Linked DNA regions of Homo sapiens: region 1 is linked to region 2. Evidence: read pairs that join two places in POLR2A ChIA-PET (ENCODE). Cell type or tissue: MCF 10A. All regions are shown on one strand. Links, peaks and the distances in the headings refer to the core of each region. The heading gives the core; the rest is flanking DNA.

Evidence for each region. Peaks named below come from ENCODE experiments on the same cell type or tissue, not always from the same donor. Only the 100,000 strongest peaks of a DNase experiment are listed, where the experiment ranks them.
Region 1: POLR2A ChIA-PET joins it to region 2 with 6 read pairs; 1 of 35 experiments calls an interaction of 5 or more read pairs at or near these places.

What each region holds. Positions count from the first base shown.
Region 1 is chr16:19,135,541-19,140,883 of GRCh38, reverse strand. It overlaps LOC124903657 (a long non-coding RNA gene), which reads right to left. Exons shown (of 2, transcript XR_007065011.1): 2 at 4,500-5,330. Among named protein-coding and RNA genes, the nearest start is that of ITPRIPL2, 24 kb to the right of the region's middle. In MCF 10A, for the core only: no CTCF peak of the experiment used is centred there; DNase peaks (open chromatin) are centred at 2,133, 3,423 and 3,783.
Region 2 is chr16:19,281,804-19,287,146 of GRCh38, reverse strand. It overlaps CLEC19A (C-type lectin domain containing 19A), which reads right to left and starts at 1,416. Exons shown (of 5, transcript NM_001256720.2): 1 at 1,208-1,416. The coding sequence starts at 1,295. In MCF 10A, for the core only: no CTCF peak of the experiment used is centred there; DNase peaks (open chromatin) are centred at 2,746 and 3,276.

The sequences.
Region 1 (5,343 bases), core at 436-4,435, 150 kb after region 2:
CTCCAAATACAGTCACAATTCTGAGACATTGGGGTTTAAAATATCAACATAGAAATTTTAGGGAATGTAATTCAGTCCATAACAGTGAATGAATGAATGAATGAATGAATGAACCAGTCTGCTGCTTTGCTTATGTGTGAGAGAGTGAAGGCAGTCAGAGAAACATGGGACAAAAGGAACAGGGGATGAGGGGCAAAAAGCCACATCAGGAGAAAAAAACAGAGATTTGACATGTGCAGTTTTTCAATTCCCTCTTGGCCAATTCAAAATATGTTTTTCCCAGCTCTAACTCTTAATTATTTCCGGAAACGGTTTCATTAACTGCTGTCCTGCAGCAGGATGCTATGAAGAAATCTCTGAACTTAGAGGCAGAAGATGTGAGTTCTGCTCTGCTGGGTGACTTTGGGGGAAGTCACTAACCTCTCTGGGCCTCCTTTCAATGGGAATGGAAATCCCTACCCCCTCTCAGAACTGCAGGAGAAGTTCAGGGAGGTAACTGGCAGGCAGATGAGGGCTTTGTAAACAGGGAAATGTAATATAAATAAAAACCTAAGGTATTGCTGTGAAGCTTGCTGTGAAAACCACTGCAGACAGCTCATGCCTGGGGCCCTCTGGTCATTTCGAAGGGAGCTTATTTATTAAACTCCAGCTTTTCCCTGGTTGTTTTCTTCAGCCCTTCAGGATGATCAGAGAGCTGGGGGAGTGCAGGGCTGGGGAGAAGAAAGAAGAAAGGAGAAGAAAGAGAAATAGATTCCACCTGAAGCACAGAGCTGGTGATTTTTGCCTCATCGAGGATTCTTGCTGATATTGACCAGCAAGATGTTGACATTGATGGGAGCTGACATTGATGGGCACCCTCCTCATTAGGCTCTGTGCTAAATCCTCCCCAGGCATCAACTCACCGAATTCCCATAACACCCTCTGAGGTTAGGCTATAATCTACCCATTTTGCAGGTGAATAAACTGAGGTTCAGAGGCATTAAGAAATTGCCCAGGGTCAATTAAGAGGCAGAACTGAGCCCAGATCTGTCAGCTACTCTCTTAACCTTGACCTACACTTCCTCATCATTCCTCAAAGTGTCCTGGCATTTAGTAGGTACTAAAGACATGTAAGATCTCTAAATTCTCTAGTTTGAATCCCAGCTTTGGCGTTTTCCAGCTGTGTGAAGTTGGACAAGTTATTTTCTTTCTCAGAGGACAAAAATCCCTGCCCTGCCTACCTGTCAACTCCAGTACTTGCCAAGTATGAGTTGGAGGCTGTTACTTAACCTCTCTGAACCTCGATTCCTGTAGCAGTAACGTGGGATAATAACAGTTGATATTCCAAGGGTAAAGCACACAGCCTAGTGCCAGGCACATAGAAAGCGGTCAACCAGGCAGCTATCAATTCAGTACAGGGGTGACAACATGGCACCTATATTCCATCCAGGGTAAGTAAGAAGAGCAGAGATGAAAACATAGACCGGAAGGATAAATTTTAAATGTTCACATCTGCTGATTTCAGAACTTAAGATCAAGAAAATAATTATCTCAGCTAAAGATGTGCAGTTTTCCTTTGACAAGAAAACAAGATATTGGGTGATGCATTGCGTTTTCCTTATTGCTTTGCCAGAAAGCTCAGAGCTAAATCTAATTCTTATTAAGAGTAACTGCATGAATCTGGGTTTAGCCTTCCTTTATATGATATGTATTTTTAAATTTCTGTTCTATTGACTTTACTGTTCCTGTAACATTTAGAGTTAACTTTAGAGAAATTGTTAAATCTAGCTGCTTGAAAAACAGGCGAGGTTAAAAATGATCAATACATATTATGTGGTTATAGTTTAATGCATTTGAAATCAAAGTATTACCCATTACTTGAATTTTAGACAAAGATAAAAGGCACAGAGGCAGGTCCAGATCTATAAATTTAGGTTAAAATATTGTTTTAAAGAAAAAAATAGAAGGCAACTAGATGCCAGAGATTAATTTCAAAGTGGAATTAGTTCACATGAAGCATTTAGAGGAAAAAAAAATTGCAACATCTTCCCCAGAGCTGCCCAGTCCTGTTTGCAGGCAGGGAGTCCCCTTGGCCCCAACCAGGCTGACACTTAGCTTTTTTGAGTCCCAGCTCTCAGAGGAACAGAGGCCTCCTCCATTTTCCCATGCCGGGAGGGATTTCCTGTTTATCTTTCCAGATCGTGTGTCCACATGCACGAGATGTGAAGCCGGGGCAGAAGCCAAGATGATGAGAGCTATTTCTGCAAGCAAGTTCAATATTAAACATGCAGGGAATGAAGGAAGTTTACATGTAAATCAAATTTAGTCGTGTCCCATTGTCTGGGGTCTCCAGAAAATGGGGTGTGTGTGTGTGTGTGTGTGTGTGCACACACACGTGCATACACTTATATCCAAATATGATATTCTTTTTCTTTTTTTTTTTTTTTGAGATGGAGTCTCACTCTGTGGCCCAGGCTAGAGTGCCATGGCACAATCTTGGCTCACCACAACCTCCGCCTCCCGGGTTCAAACGATTCTTCTGCCTCAGCCTCCCAAGTAGCTGGGATTACAGGCAAATGCCACCATGCCCAGCAAATTTTTGTGCTTTTAGTAGAGATGGGGGTTCACCATGTTGGCCAGGCTGGTCTCAAACTCCTGACCTCAAGTGATCTGCCTGCCTCGGCCTCCCAAAGTGCTAGGATACAGGCCTGAGCCACTGCGCCTGGCTGATATTCTTTCCAAATACTGTAGACCATGGGTGTTCAATCTTTTGGCTTCCCTGGGCCACACTGGAAGAAGAATTGTCTTGGGCCACACATAAAATACACAAATACTAATGAAAGCTGATGAGCTAAAAATAAATAAATAAATATATCTCATAATGTTTTAAGAAAGTTTACAAATTTGTGTTGGGCCACATTCAAAACCATCCTGGGCTGCATGCAGCCCACAGGCTGTGGGTTGGACAAGCCTGCTATAGACTGTTACAAGGATTCTCATTTTGGCACTGGTGTAATGGCCAAAAGACTGGAAACAATATAAAATTAATGGATGGGAACTGGTAAAATGATACACCCACATGATGGGAAAGAATGCAGGTATTCACAAAGAAAGAGGACACAGCCACTTTGGAAAATAGTTTGCAGTATTTAAAAGCTGAACAAAGGCCGTGGTTTCTCCAGTACTCTTAGAACAAACCCCTAAGTCCCTCACACAGTGTATAACAGGATTTCCCAAGCTAGGCACTACTGACACTTGGGGGCCAGATTATTTTTGTAGTGGGGGCTGTCCTGAGTGGGGGGTGGAGGACGTTTTGAAGCCTCCACCCACAAGATGCCAGTAGCACTTCCCTCTGCAAGTCGGGGCAACCAAAAATGTCTCCAGGCATTGCCAAAATGTCACTACATGCAACAACATCCATAAATCTCATAAACTAGTTCTTAGCCAAAGAAGCTAGACACACATACGCCAAGAGTACATATTTATAAATCCGTTGTGGTTGAGGGAGGGGAGGGACCAGCAGGGGGGTTCTGGAATAGAGGTAACATTCTGGTTTTGGATTTCAGTACTGATTACTCAAGTGTTTTTCACACTGTAAAAGTTCATCCTGCTATGCAATTTTCTATAATTATGATTCAATAAAATGGTTTTTAAAATGAGGCATATTGAGGTGGCTAGATATGGAAAGATCTCCAATACGTATACGTGGTGAAAAAAAAAAAAGCAAGTTGATTGCATACTGTAATTCCGTTTGTGTTTGTAAGGGATGTATCAGAGCACCCGAGAAGCACACACCGCTTGCTGATGTGAGTCCACGTTTTTAATCACTGCCAAGCGCGCCAGCCCTCATGAATAAATGCAGAAGTTGTCCAGACCCTACGACTCAGCACGTCTGGTCACCAGGGATATGTCCTAGAGAAGCTCCTGCCTGTTGCCCAAGGGCACATGTGCAGGAAGGCTCATTGCAGTGTTGCTGGAATATCAACTGAGGCTCAGAGAGGTTAAGTGACTTGCTAAAGATCACACAGCTTATGAGTAGGAAAGCCAGCAGCTGAGCCCAGGTTTATTTAAACCCAGAGCTTGAGCTCCTAACCACCATACTGTATGACTGCTACCTCCACTCCCTGCTGTACACTGGCTGGGTGGGGTGGTACAGACAGGAACAACTTGGCTAGCAGGCTCGAATGGCATCCAAAGATCATTCCATCCATACTTCACTTAACTAATGAAAAGTTTGTGGGTATGGCATGGGCCTCCTCCTCAGTTCTCGGGGCACACTGGAGCACCCCAAGCCCTTTCTTCTACCATTCCTTACTCTTGTCAACCCTTGGGTCCCTCTCCTGCCCCCCACCCAAGGTCTCACTTCACTGCAGTCAGAGTTCACATCTGGATGGGGAAAGGGAGCTTTCCGTCTTCAGGGTAGAAAGAGGGAGGAGTGAGTCTTTTCAGTGACCTCCAGAACCAAACTGCACAGACTGATTAGCTTACACCCCTCAAGAAGTGGACCCTGAAACAGGAGCTGGGGTGTGAGTAGTTTATTTGCACAGTGATTCAGGAAACACCAGGAGGGAGGGGACAGTGAGAGACAGGGATGGGAACGGGAAGGCAGCCAAGGAAGGGTGTGTCCCCAGGCATGTTCCTACGGAGGGGGCTGGGGGGCAGGTGGCAACTGAGGTTCAGCTCTGCTGGGGCCAGGGCAAAGCATGCATCCCAGAGCTGTCCCATGGAAAGGGAAGGGAGCTGGGCGATTATCCACCAGTCCCATCCATGGTTGGTTGAGCGCTGCTCCCTGCGGCTCAAACACTCCAGCAATGTCTGCCTTGTCCTACATGTGGGTGGAATGTCCTGTCACAAACAGATAAGAACTCCCGGGCCTGAGCTGCAGGTGTTCATAGGAGGCCACCTTCAGAGTGAGGACGTGAGTGCAGTATGGATCCACAGGCTGCAGGGGAGGCACCTCTGCCATCATCTTTGTCTGTCTCTTTGCCAGCCTTGAATTATACCACAGGTTGCTCTCCTTTGATTGCCGCCTTGGAAAAATGACGGCACAAAGGAAAAGAAACCCACCCTCCCATATACTGTGGGTTAACCTGAAATCCCCCCAAACTCCACCGTGGGCCCGGCAGCCCCCTCCCTCAGCCCCAGCACAGTGGGAGACTAACGGTGGCAGCAAGCTCAGGCTTGTACCCAGAGCCCTTGCAGGAGGAAGCCAAGGGTGCCTCTTGCCTTTGGGAAGGGAGAAGCTGTGAGTTGATTGAAGTGATCAAAGGCACCTCCATCCTTTACAGATGCAACGAGCTGCTAACACTTTCCAAGAGGGATTAAATAAATGAACATCGGAAACTCTGTCCCTGGGCGGAAAAG
Region 2 (5,343 bases), core at 422-4,421:
GCCTGAGCTGATGAATACACTCAGAGAGTTTAGGACAGAACTGAAACCCCTTGCCCAAATGAGCTAAGACTATCCCTTATTGTTACCACTAGGGATGCTAGATTAACAAAAAAAAAAAAAAAAAAGAAGGATACCTAGTTAAATTTGATTTCAGGTAAACAAACAGATAATTTTTAGTATAAATACGTCCCATGTAATATTTGGGGCATGCTTACACTAAGAAATAATTTATTAATATTTATTTATTGGTATTTTATCTGACAACCCTATCAACCCTCTGTTTAAAGTCACTCTAACACTATCACAACCCAATAATTTGGCCTTATGAGAATCTCCATCTAGGTATTTCATTATTAGTTTTACTTGAACGGGGATTTAAAAATGATATCTCTGCCACTGCTATGATAAATAAATCCATATATGAACATAAACAAGCCTGGAAAGAACCTGGTAGAGGTGACAGTCAAGACTCTTGGCCACCAAATTATAGGATTCAGAACTCTTCTCATCCAGATGAGGGTCCCCCAGAATCAGTAACCCAGCCTTCCTATTGCAAAGTGGAAGAAGTTGAGCTCATTTGAAGACCCTCACCCTCCATATGGGACACTGGGAGGCCACATGCCCAAGGCTGACAGGTTCTCATCCCTGGGGATGCCCCACAAGGCTGGGGGTTGCTGGGCCAGGCCTCCAGGGAGGCCATTAGAGGGACAAGTCTCCCTCCCTGCGCACCTAACCTCTGGTGGCACTGCAGCAGCTCTGAAAGCTCCCTGGGAAGGCTGTCACAGCCAAGGTGGGGTTGGGGCCCAGATGCCAAATCCCTCACAAAACTACCATGTTCAGATCTTCCTGTAGTGCCAGACACTGTGCAAAGCACTTTCCTCATGTTATCTTATCTGCCTTGCACAGTAGCCCAAAGAGAATGCCATTGCGACCCAACTTTCTAGAAGAAGCTGAGGCTCAGAGAGATCAAGAAACTTCCTCTATGTCACACAGCTTGTAAACTGCAAAACTGGGATTCAAACCCAGGACTTTTTGTGTCTGGGCCTAGAAGAGTGCCCATGACAAAGCTGGTAGGGGGAAAGCTGTCAGGAGACTCGGGTCAGGCCACCCCAACCCCCCAACAGAAGCTGCCAGGCCTCACCGATAGAATAAGTTCCTGAGAGTGTACTCCTCTCCACCTGCTCCCAGCCCTGGTCCCTGCACTTACCTGGACTGATACTGATGTCTGTTTGTGGAAAGGCCTGTGCAGAGTGGAGGGTCAGGAAGGCTGCAGCCCACAGTGTCCACCTTTGCATCCTGAGCTCCTAGAAAGCAACCTCCCAGCCTGAGTGGAGGAGAGAGGCTTTTTGGCTGGAGCTTGGGTCCAGGATTGCTCTCCTAGGGTCAGATGGAGCCTGGCAGGAGCTGGGACAGACTGGATGGACTCCAGTCCCCTCCTCTTTTCTTCCTTTTCTCCTCCCTCCTCTTCACACTGTTGGAGACAGCTCAGAATGACAGCTGAAAGCAAAGCAGCCTAGGCCAGCCCCCCTCAAAGAACCAAGAGACATTTTAGCTCCCAAGCTTGCCTCTGAACCAAGACAAAATTTAGCTCTCAGTCTTGTCTCTGAGTCACGCTGTGGCCTTGGGTGTGCACTTCTCTGAGACTCAGTTTCCCCCTCTGTAAAATGGGATGGTAACGAAACTCACATTCCAGCCTGTCACAGGAGACAAAGCATCTCACCTCCCTCAGAGTAGATATGTACTGGAAGGTAAAATTACTGCAAGTAAGCATTGAGCGCAGAGGTCTCCTGGGCCATGGATGTCATTTGTTTGGTCTGCAGAGTTTTAAATTCTAAAAAATTTGTTAAGGTATAAAACCAAGAGATGCTAGGTATAAGTCCGGATTTCTGCCTTCTATTGGAAAATCGGAAGACCTAACGAAACATAGCCCTCATTTCTACAGGGCAACAATTGCATGGAGCTGAGAAAGAGCATCTCTTTCAGCCAGGCTCTTTGAGCTTCGGTTCACCAAGGTCTCCACCCCATGGGTCTGATCCTGACAGCATCCACCGCTGAGGAAGCACCAGGAAGCCTGTGTGAGTCAGCCTCCTTTCCTCTCCCTTCACCTCTCAGGGTCTCTCAGGGTTCCTCCGGGGGTTAAAGGAGGCATCTGTAGAAGATTCAACAGAGTGTTGCACAGAATAAGTGCTCCACAAAGAGGTGCAAGTGTCATCACTAGTGCATAGCTCTACTGTGTGGCTTGCTCAGAATTCAATGTTTAAAAACCCCTAGTGTTTTCATTGGGATCTCATCGCTCTTTTGGAGAATCAATATTTCTAAAAACCACAGTCTTTCTCCCCCACTTTCTGTGTCCTTAGACAAGTCACTTTGCCTCTCTGAACCTCAGTTGCCTCCTCTGTAAAATGGGGGATAAGTAGAGTACCTACCTCACAAGGATTAAATGAAGTAATTTGTTTCTAAAACTTGGCATAGATGCTGGCAAGTAGTAGGTGCTCAATAAATGACAGCAACATTTGCTATTGTTGTCATTGATCTAGTGCAAGGCTTTCCTTGGCATCACCCACATCCCCTGCCCCTGCACTCCCTTATTCCTCTCCAGAAATGCTCTGCCAGGTGCCCTGACACCTCATGTGGCTGGCACTCACAGGGACTGGAATGTGTCTGTTTGGCTTCCAAGTCTTTCTGGAACACCTGCTGCTGTGCTTGTGAGAAATAACTTAACTTGTGCCCACACAGCTTGCCTTGCCTGCTGGCACTGGAGCTGAAAGTCTGCCAAGGTCTGACTCAGAATATGAGCACAGCTCAGGCTCAGCTTCAACCTACAGGATGCCTCCTCGGGTAGATCTGTTGCCTCAAAACTAGTGTACTGGTGCATATCCCAGAGCATGCACACTTACTTATTTATAAATGGGATATATTTATTACATGTTTATAAGTGATGTGCAGGTACGACTCACTGTACTAATATATTATTTCTGTTATAAAACACACACACCCACATTGGACATTATTAAAGGTTGATAAAAGATATAAATGTGGAAGAAAGTTTGGATATTTTCTCCCTACTCCCTATCATCTTGCAAGCTGAAATTTGGGGGCTCCTGCTGTCATGTTCCTGGGTGCTGCTTGGAATTTAAAAGTGTCTATCTTAGTCTGTTTTGTGCTGCTATACTAGAACACCTGAGACTGGTAATTTATAATGAACAGAATTTATTGGTTCACAGTTCTAGAGACAGGGAAGGCCAAGATCAAGGTGTTGGCATCTGGTGAGGGCTTTCTTGCTGAGTCATCATATGGTGGATAGTGAGAGGGTAAAAGAGAGATGAGTCACAGAGAGAGAGAGACAGAGCTTTTTAAAGAGGGGATGAACCCACTCCTGCCATACCTGAGCTACTCTTGTGATAACATCTTTGATCCATGTATGAGGGAAGAGCTCTTATAACCCAGACACCTCTTAAAAGTCCTGTAACCTCATCGGACCAGTCTAGTTCAACTTTTACGTAACAAAGTTGTGAGTTGTTTTTCATTTGCCATGGACCCTCAGATTGAAGGTCATGTAACCTGAGCATGCCCAGATGAACCAAGTGTGCAACCACAGGGGGAACCTAAGTGCTCAGACTGAGGAGCAGGGACTGAATTCAGAAGCAGACACTACATGGCAGGATCCAGAATCCAATCGGATTGAGCTCTGACGTTACCCCATGGCAGGATCCAATCAGGTCATGCCTCCCCACATCATCTCATTGCAAGATCCAATCAGATCATGCCTCATTACCCTATGCTTATAAAACCTGACCCAAACCCTAGCGTGGGGAGACAGATTTGAGCCTTTCCTCCTGTCTCCTTGCCAGCTGACTAGCAATAAAGCTTTTCTCTTCTTAAAAGCCAGTGCCATGATATTGGCCTCTGGGCACATTGGGTAGCAAGCCCATTGATTACTCAGTACCAGTCCCGCCTCCCAATATCATCACAATGACAATTAAATTTCAACTTGAGTTTTGGAGGGGACAGACATTCAAACCATAGCAATGTCTCTCTGGGTGTGGACACATTAAGTGGGAAGGAGAAGAGTGGTCCAAAGCAGGCCACTAGAAATCCTTCTAAAAAGTGGAGAATCCTTTGATTTGGCAAATAAACCTCCTAAATTATCTGTGTTGTATTTTGATGCCTGAAGGTTTTTATAAATCAGTTCATGTACCCTCTCTGAATGGAGACACACAAGATATTTGTTACTTGCTCAAACACAAGTATGGTCAATGGGCCAGCAGCACGGGGATCTCCTGGTAGCACATTAGAAATGCAGAATCTCAGGCCCCCCAAGACCTGCTGAATCAATTCTGCGTCCCAGGTGGGTTGTGTGTATATTAAAGTTTATGAAACCCTGCTCTGGACAGGGTAGGGAACTTTTTCTATAAAGAACCAGACAGGCCAGGCACAGTGGCTTATGCTTATATTCTAGCACTTTGGGATGCTGAGGTGGGAGGATTGCTTGAGGCCAGGAGTTTGAGGCCATCCTGGGCAACATGGTGAGACCCCATCTCTACTTAAAAAATAAAGTCTTAGCCAGGTGTGGTGGTGCACACCTGTAGTCCCAGCTACTTGGGAGGCTGAGGCAGGGGGTTCGCTTGGGCCCAGGAGCTTGAGGCTGCAGTGAGCCAAGATGGTGTCTGCACTTTAGTCTGGGTGACAGAGTGAGACTCTGTCAAAAAAAAAAAAAAAGAGGTAGACAGTAAATATTTTAGGACTTGTGGGCTACACAGCCTCTGTCACAACTACTCAACTCTGCCAGAAATACAGGACTGGACCAGGCAGTGTGCCAATAAAACTTTATTTACAAAAATAGGCAAGGGGCCAGATTTGGCCCACGGGCTGTCACCTGCCAATCCCTGTTCTAGACCTCAAGCTTTCTGGCCAGAAAGTAAACAATTTCTTCACTTAACAAATATGATCTTTGCTGTCATTTGGAGGTTGTAGGCGTCTCTTTGTTACACCGTATGTATTTTCTGGCTTCTTAAAGTTGTATTTATTGAGTGGTGGCCTATCTTTTCTCTCTCCCAATACATACACTGTGTTCATGGCATCTTGAAGTTCCATTAAGATTCTCCCTCTCTCTCTCTTTTATCTCTCTCCCTCTGTCTGTCTGTCTATCTAATCTCTATCATCTATTTATCTGTCAATCATCTATCTCCCTTAATTTATTAGCTTTTAAAAAATGTTGTTTATCAATTAAACAAAGTCCCTTACCCCTTCACCACAATTATAAAAGAGGCAATAGATGCCAGTTCATTTCATGGCTTTCAATTCAGATGCATTGTTGTTCAGACTCCAGACCTGTTGCTGTGT